2 separate regions of the Homo sapiens genome follow, and region 2 is linked to region 1. The links are chromatin loops, found by intact Hi-C in ENCODE. Cell type or tissue: dorsolateral prefrontal cortex. All regions are shown on one strand. Links, peaks and the distances in the headings refer to the core of each region. The heading gives the core; the rest is flanking DNA.

The links. Peaks named below come from ENCODE experiments on the same cell type or tissue, not always from the same donor. Only the 100,000 strongest peaks of a DNase experiment are listed, where the experiment ranks them.
Region 2: a loop joins it to region 1, with 16 times the contacts of the local background. A loop is called at or near these places in 30 of 110 quality-filtered maps.

The regions. Positions count from the first base shown.
Region 1 is chr19:1,239,180-1,242,070 of GRCh38, forward strand. It overlaps ATP5F1D (ATP synthase F1 subunit delta), which reads left to right and starts at 2,572. Exons shown (of 4, transcript NM_001687.5): 1 at 2,572-2,812. The coding sequence starts at 2,672. CBARP-DT (CBARP divergent transcript) reads left to right here. Exons shown (of 2, transcript NR_186324.1): 2 at 185-341. RefSeq lists enhancers at 777-1,335, 2,202-2,331, 2,372-2,441 and silencers at 1,043-1,402, 2,742-2,851. In dorsolateral prefrontal cortex, for the core only: CTCF peaks have their summits at 1,290 (motif pointing left), 2,515 and 2,718; DNase peaks (open chromatin) are centred at 1,162 and 2,542; H3K4me3 peaks cover 2,162 bases; H3K27ac peaks cover 2,500 bases.
Region 2 is chr19:1,112,289-1,115,179 of GRCh38, forward strand. It overlaps SBNO2 (strawberry notch homolog 2), which reads right to left. Exons shown (of 32, transcript NM_014963.3): 18 at 1,943-2,134; 19 at 1,247-1,416; 20 at 530-661; 21 at 114-249; 22 at 1-13. Among named protein-coding and RNA genes, the nearest start is that of GPX4, 9.7 kb to the left of the region's middle. RefSeq lists enhancers at 1-391, 392-1,311. In dorsolateral prefrontal cortex, for the core only: CTCF peaks have their summits at 1,145 (motif pointing right) and 1,347; a DNase peak (open chromatin) is centred at 1,223; H3K4me3 peaks cover 702 bases; H3K27ac peaks cover 1,969 bases.

The DNA.
Region 1 (2,891 bases), core at 229-2,728:
TGCTTTTTGGAGAGACAGAGTCTCGCACTGTCGCCCAGGCTGGAGTGCAGTGGTGTGATCACGGCTCACTGCAACCTCCACCTCCCGGATTCAAGCAATTTTCCAGCCTCAGCCCGGAAGGTAGTTGGGACTACAGGTGCGCGCCATCATGCCCAGCTAATTTTTGTTTTGTTTTTTTTTGTAGAGATGGAATCTTGCTATGTTGTCCGGGCTGGTCTCGAACTTCTGGGCTCAAGAGATCCTTCTGTCTCAGTCTCCTAAATTGTTGGGACTACAGGTGTGAGCCCCCACACCCCGCCAGGTTTCTGATTTTTAATAAAGACTCCCTCTGGCTGTGTGAAGAAAAGGTACCTGTACTAAACGGGGGGAGGCTGGGGCCTCCTAGGCAAGAGATGGTAGCCGCGGTGGCCATGCTGGGTGCACAGGCCGGGACAGGGCGGAATTCCAGAGGAACCCCAGGTTTGGGGCTGGAGTAATGGCGCCCTCACCCGTGGGCGACCCTGGAGTGGGGACTGGAGGGAAGTGGTTCCACGAGTGAGACTGAGTCTATTAGGCCTCCCAGTTTCCTGGAGTGGCAGCTGGATATGCGGTCCTGAGAGCCAGGAGGTGCACAGGTCACGACTCGAAAAGTGAACAGGCCTCCTCCTCTGCACCCCCCGAGCCAGGGCCAGGATGACCAGGCTCCAAGTGACCGTCACAGCGCTGGCCCGGTGGGAGGAGCCAGGCCCACGCCTTCATCCTGAGTCGGACCAGCAGGGCCTTCTTCAGGTGCTTGGGTTCCAGGGGACAGTGGCGCCCGCCATTGCACTGGCCTGAACACGGGCAGGGGGCGAGGGTGCAGCCTCCGGATGTAGGGAGCCACGGATCGTGTCGGATTCGCCCACAGCAGGAGGCATTGGATCTCCCTGGCTGCACCCTTGTAAAGCCACAGCCCCAGGGCCTCCCCTGCTCCCTGCACCCCTGGGGTCCAGCCCACCGCGCCAGGCTCAAGGCCCTTTCCAGGGAGCCCGAGCCCCAACCCCCGCCATCCCCGATTCCGCATTTTCCCGGAGCCTAAGGAGCGGGGCTGGGGGCCCGGCCGGGTGCCGCAGACCTGCGTGAGCGCGGGGGCGGGGCGGTGACGTCATAGCCGCGAGCGAGGCTGCGCGGGCCGCTGGCTGACGGCAGCGGAGCCCCGAGCCGCCCGCGCACGCGCTCCTGCGTCAGAGGCGCACGGGGGCGACGGCCAGGCAGGAGGTGGGGGGTCGGCGAGCGCATCTCCGGGCGCGGAGCGCCCTCTGCCGGCGTCGAGGAGCAGCGCGCCGGGGTCCGGGATCCCCAGCGAGCCCTCCCGCGTCGCCCGCGCTGTGCCCCTCGCCGCGGTCGCCGTTTCCTAGAACAGCTGCACCTGCAGCCTTCCACCCTGTCCCGTCCTGCACACTTTCTCGGCTTTTACTGTGATTTATTTTTGGCTTTTGCCACCACCTACCACTACGACCTGTTTGTTTTTAAATTTTATTTATTTTTTTGTTTGAGACAGAGTCTTGCTCAGTCGCCCAGGCTGGAGTGCAGTGGCGCGATCTCGGCTCACTGCAACCTCCCCCCCCCCCCCCCGCCCGGGTTCGAGCTATTCTCCTGCCTCAGCCTCCCGAGTAGCTGGGATTACAGGCGCCCACCACCATGCTCGGCTAATTTTTGTATATTTAGTAGAGACGAGGTTTCGCCATGTTGACCAGGCTGGTTTCAAACTCCTGACCTCAGGTGATCCGCCTGCCTCGCCCTCCAGATCGGATAAAGTGCTGGAATTACAGGCGTGAGCCACCGCGCCCGGCCTGACCTGCTTATTAATGATCTCAAATGTCTGCTAAATAACCCCCGGCCCCAGAGTGGGATTCTCACTCTGTTGCCCAGGCTAGGCAGTGGCGCAATGATAGCTCACTGCAGCCTCAATCTCCTTAGGCCCAAGCGATGCTCCCGCCTCAGCCTCCCCAGTAGCTGGGACCACAGGCGTGCATCACCACGCCCGGCTAATTTTGATTATTTGTAGAGACGGGGTCTCCCTCTGTTGCCCAGACTGGTCTCCATCTCCTGGGGTCAAGTGATTCTCCTGCCTTGGCCTCTCAAGGTGCTGGGATTACAGGTTGGAGCCACCACACCTGGCCCAGAGCCGGAAACTTGATGTTTTCTTGATGTCTATCCAGGGCCCTGCATCCAATGAGCGCCCCAAAAATCTTTTTTTTTTTTTTTGTACAGACGGGTCGGGGGTGGGGGCGATCTACACTATTGCCCAGGCTGGTTTCCAGCTCCTGGCCTCAAGTGATCCTCTGGCCTCAGCCTCCTAAAGCGCTGGTATTACAGTCGTGAGCCACCACGCAGCCGAATCTTGAATTTCACTGAAGTTCGTTTTACTCCACCTCCCAGGACGGTTTCACCGCCCTTATCTGACCACCCCCTGGTTCTGCCGCAGCCCGGGCCGGAACAAAACTGCAACCCCCAGAATACCTCACGACGGGGCACTGCGTCGTCAACGTCGCGTGCGCCCTGCCGGGAGTCGTAGTTCGCGCTTGCGCTCTCGCCGGGACTCCTCCTCCCAGACGTCCCTGCGCGTCGTCCTCCTCGCCCTCCAGGCCGCCCGCGCCGCGCCGGAGTCCGCTGTCCGCCAGCTACCCGCTTCCTGCCGCCCGCCGCTGCCATGCTGCCCGCCGCGCTGCTCCGCCGCCCGGGACTTGGCCGCCTCGTCCGCCACGCCCGTGCCTATGCCGAGGCCGCCGCCGCCCCGGCTGCCGCCTCTGGCCCCAACCAGATGTCCTTCACCTTCGCCTCTCCCACGCAGGTTCGGGCGCTGCGGGTCGGGACCCTCCGTGGCCGCCGCCCCCGGAGTCCAGGGTCCCCACCCCCAGGGCGCGACCCCC
Region 2 (2,891 bases), core at 14-2,513, 130 kb before region 1:
CGGTGGGTGCGGCCTGGGGGCAGAGCTGCTCTCAGGGCCCGGCCAGGCGGGGGCGGGGCCGAGACCATGTTGGGGGCGGGGCCAGGCAGCGCTGGGGGCGGGGCCGGACTCACCGAACTGCTGGATGGCGCGGTCGGCGCTCCACGGCAGCTCCAAGGTCATGTGCACGCGGCGCCGCTGGTTCTGGACACGGCGGTCGGCTTGGAGGGAGACACCCGAGCTGGAGGCCTCCGAGATGATGGCCACGAGCTAGGGGGAAAGAAGGGGCCGGGACACGGTTGGTGCAAGGCCCGCCCCAGCGTTGCCGCCACCTCCTCACCCACTAGGCCCCCGCTCCAGGTCACCAGGACGTCCCGGGGCAGCGAGAGGCCTGCGGGGCGCGGACACCACCCGCCACACGGCCACTCGCGCCCGCACCTGGCACACACACACTCCAGAAGTGCGCGGGTCCACAGTCCCCGGGGACCCTTGGGCCCCTCTGTGCCTCTTGGGTCCCGTGGGCCGCGCCCAGTGCACTGCAGCCCCGCACCTTCTCGCCGCTCATGAAGCGCTGCTTCTCCCTGAGGTTCACGTGGTCGATGGACAGACCCTGCTCTGCCCGCGACTCGAAGGCCACCGTCCCGTCGGGCCTGGACACCACGCGGCCTTTCCTGCCGGTCATCTGCAGCCGAGACAGGGACAAAACCGGCCGTCAGTGTTGTGGCCTCGCAGGAGTCTGGCCACCCGTGTCTCAGCTTCCCTATGTCCTACAGTGGTCATGGGCTCCCAGCTGTGCACGGGAGGTGGGGGTGCTGGGAAAGGGAGGGCGGGACTGCTGGACCCAGGCGATGTGTGCCTGTCCAAGGCCTGGTATTATCAGCCAGCCGGCGCCACGAAGTGAAAAAGTGAAGCTGGGCGGGGGCAGGGAGTAGGAGGCCGCAGAACCAGGCCCAGGGGCTTGTGTCCTGGCCCTGGGCACCCCAAGGGGTGCGTTCAGGCAACGATCTAAGCAGAGGCCTGCGCAGGCCAGGCTGGGGGATCTGGGGCTTAGAGGGATGGGGCAGGCCGTCCACAGGAGGTCGTGGCCTCCCGGGCCGAGCTGGACAGCACGCTGCTGCCCCAGGGCTCCCCAAACGCCCCCTCCTCGCAGGGCCGCGGAGACGCAGAGTGACCAGCAGGGGCCACCAGAGCTGCACACAGCCTGCGTGAAGCCCCACCCACTGCCCATGCCCCGCCCACCACACTCCAGCTGCCACGTCCCACCCACCTCCGCCACCCGCTGGGGGCCGCCCAGCTGGTCGATGAGCTCGTCCAGGGTGTTGACTGGCAGTTCCCGGCCCAGCCGCCGCACTTTGTCCAGCAGATCCTGCTTCAGCCGCTCCACCCGCTCCAGGACCCCGGGGCCATGCGGGTCTCTCTGCAGGAGGCACAGGGGTCCTAGGGAGGAGGTGGAGGGTCAGGGCAGGACATGTTGGCTGCCTTCTAGGGCCCACCTAACTCAAGGCTGGCCCCTGGAGGGCAAGGACAAGGGGCCCGGGGCAACCCTGAGGGACGGCAGGGTGGCGGGGAAGCCCGGCACCGTGGCCCAGGACTGCTTTTCTGCACTTGTCTCCCTGAGACCAGCTGGGGCGAGACTAAGCCTCCTGTCGCGGACCAAACACTGTGACCTCACTGCCTCCACAGGGGTAGGGACTGCCCAGCCCCAAGCCCCAGCTCTGCCTCTGACCAGTGGTATAACCCCTGACCTCCCCTCTCTGGGCCTCAGTTTCCCCCATCTGTAAAGTGGGCACCATAGCAGCAGCTGGGCTCAGGTGGGCTGGACTGAGGGCTACAACCTGGGGTGGGTGGTGACCGCCAGGAGGCCGGGGGAGCCTCAGGCTGGAATCCTGACCCAGAGGTGGCTGCTCAGCCTGGACTGGAATCCTGACCCACAGGTGGCTGGCCAGCCTGGGCAAGCCCTCACCCCGGTCGTCACTGGGGAGCCCGACTGCATCAACGATGACAACGTCGTCATCCACCAGGGACTCGGGGGAGGAGTTGAAGTCGCTGTCCAGGCCAGGGTCCGACTCCGTGCTGCTGTCGTCACTGATGCGGATGACGCCCGCTGTCTCGCACGCCAGCCGGGGGGCTTTGGCCCCGCGTCCCCGAGGTCGCCCTGCAGGGAAGGACAGGGTCACCGAGGGCCAGACCGCAGCAAGGTGGAGGAGCAGGTGGAGGAGACGCAGCAGGACAGAGCAAGGCCAGTGGTCCGAGCTGGGGAGGTCCATCCGAGAACCCCCTGCCTCTGGGCAAGCAGCTCAGCTGTTCTCCAGGGACGCCCTCTAGGGAACCCCGTGCCCTGTGGCCAGGAGGGTACGGTGTGGGGGGCCATATTTTATTTATTTATTTTCTTTTGAGACGGAGTCTTACTCTGTCGCCAGGCTGGAGAACGGTGGCATCTCACTGCACTCTCTGCCTCCTGGATTCAAGCGATTCTCCTGCCTCAGCCTCCTGAGTAGGTGGGATTACAGGCGCCCACCACCACGCCTGGCTAATCTTTTGTATTTTAGTAGAGATGGGGTTTCACCATGTTGGCCAGGATGGTGTCGATCTCCTGACCTCGTGATCCACCTGCCTCAGCCTCCCAAAGTGCTGGGATTATAGGCGTGAACCACCACGCCTGGCTTATTTATTTATTTTTGAGATGGAGTTTCACTCTGTTGCCCAGGCTGGAGTGCAGTGGTGCGATCTCAGCTCACTGCAACCTCCACCTCCCGGGTTCAAGCAATTCCCCTGCCTCAGCCTCCTGAGCAGCTGGTATTACAAGCATGCACCACCACACCTGGCTAATTTTTCTATTTTTAGTAGAGATGGAGTTTCACCATGTTGGCCAGGCTGGTCTCAAACTCCTGGCCTCAGGTGATTTGCCCGCC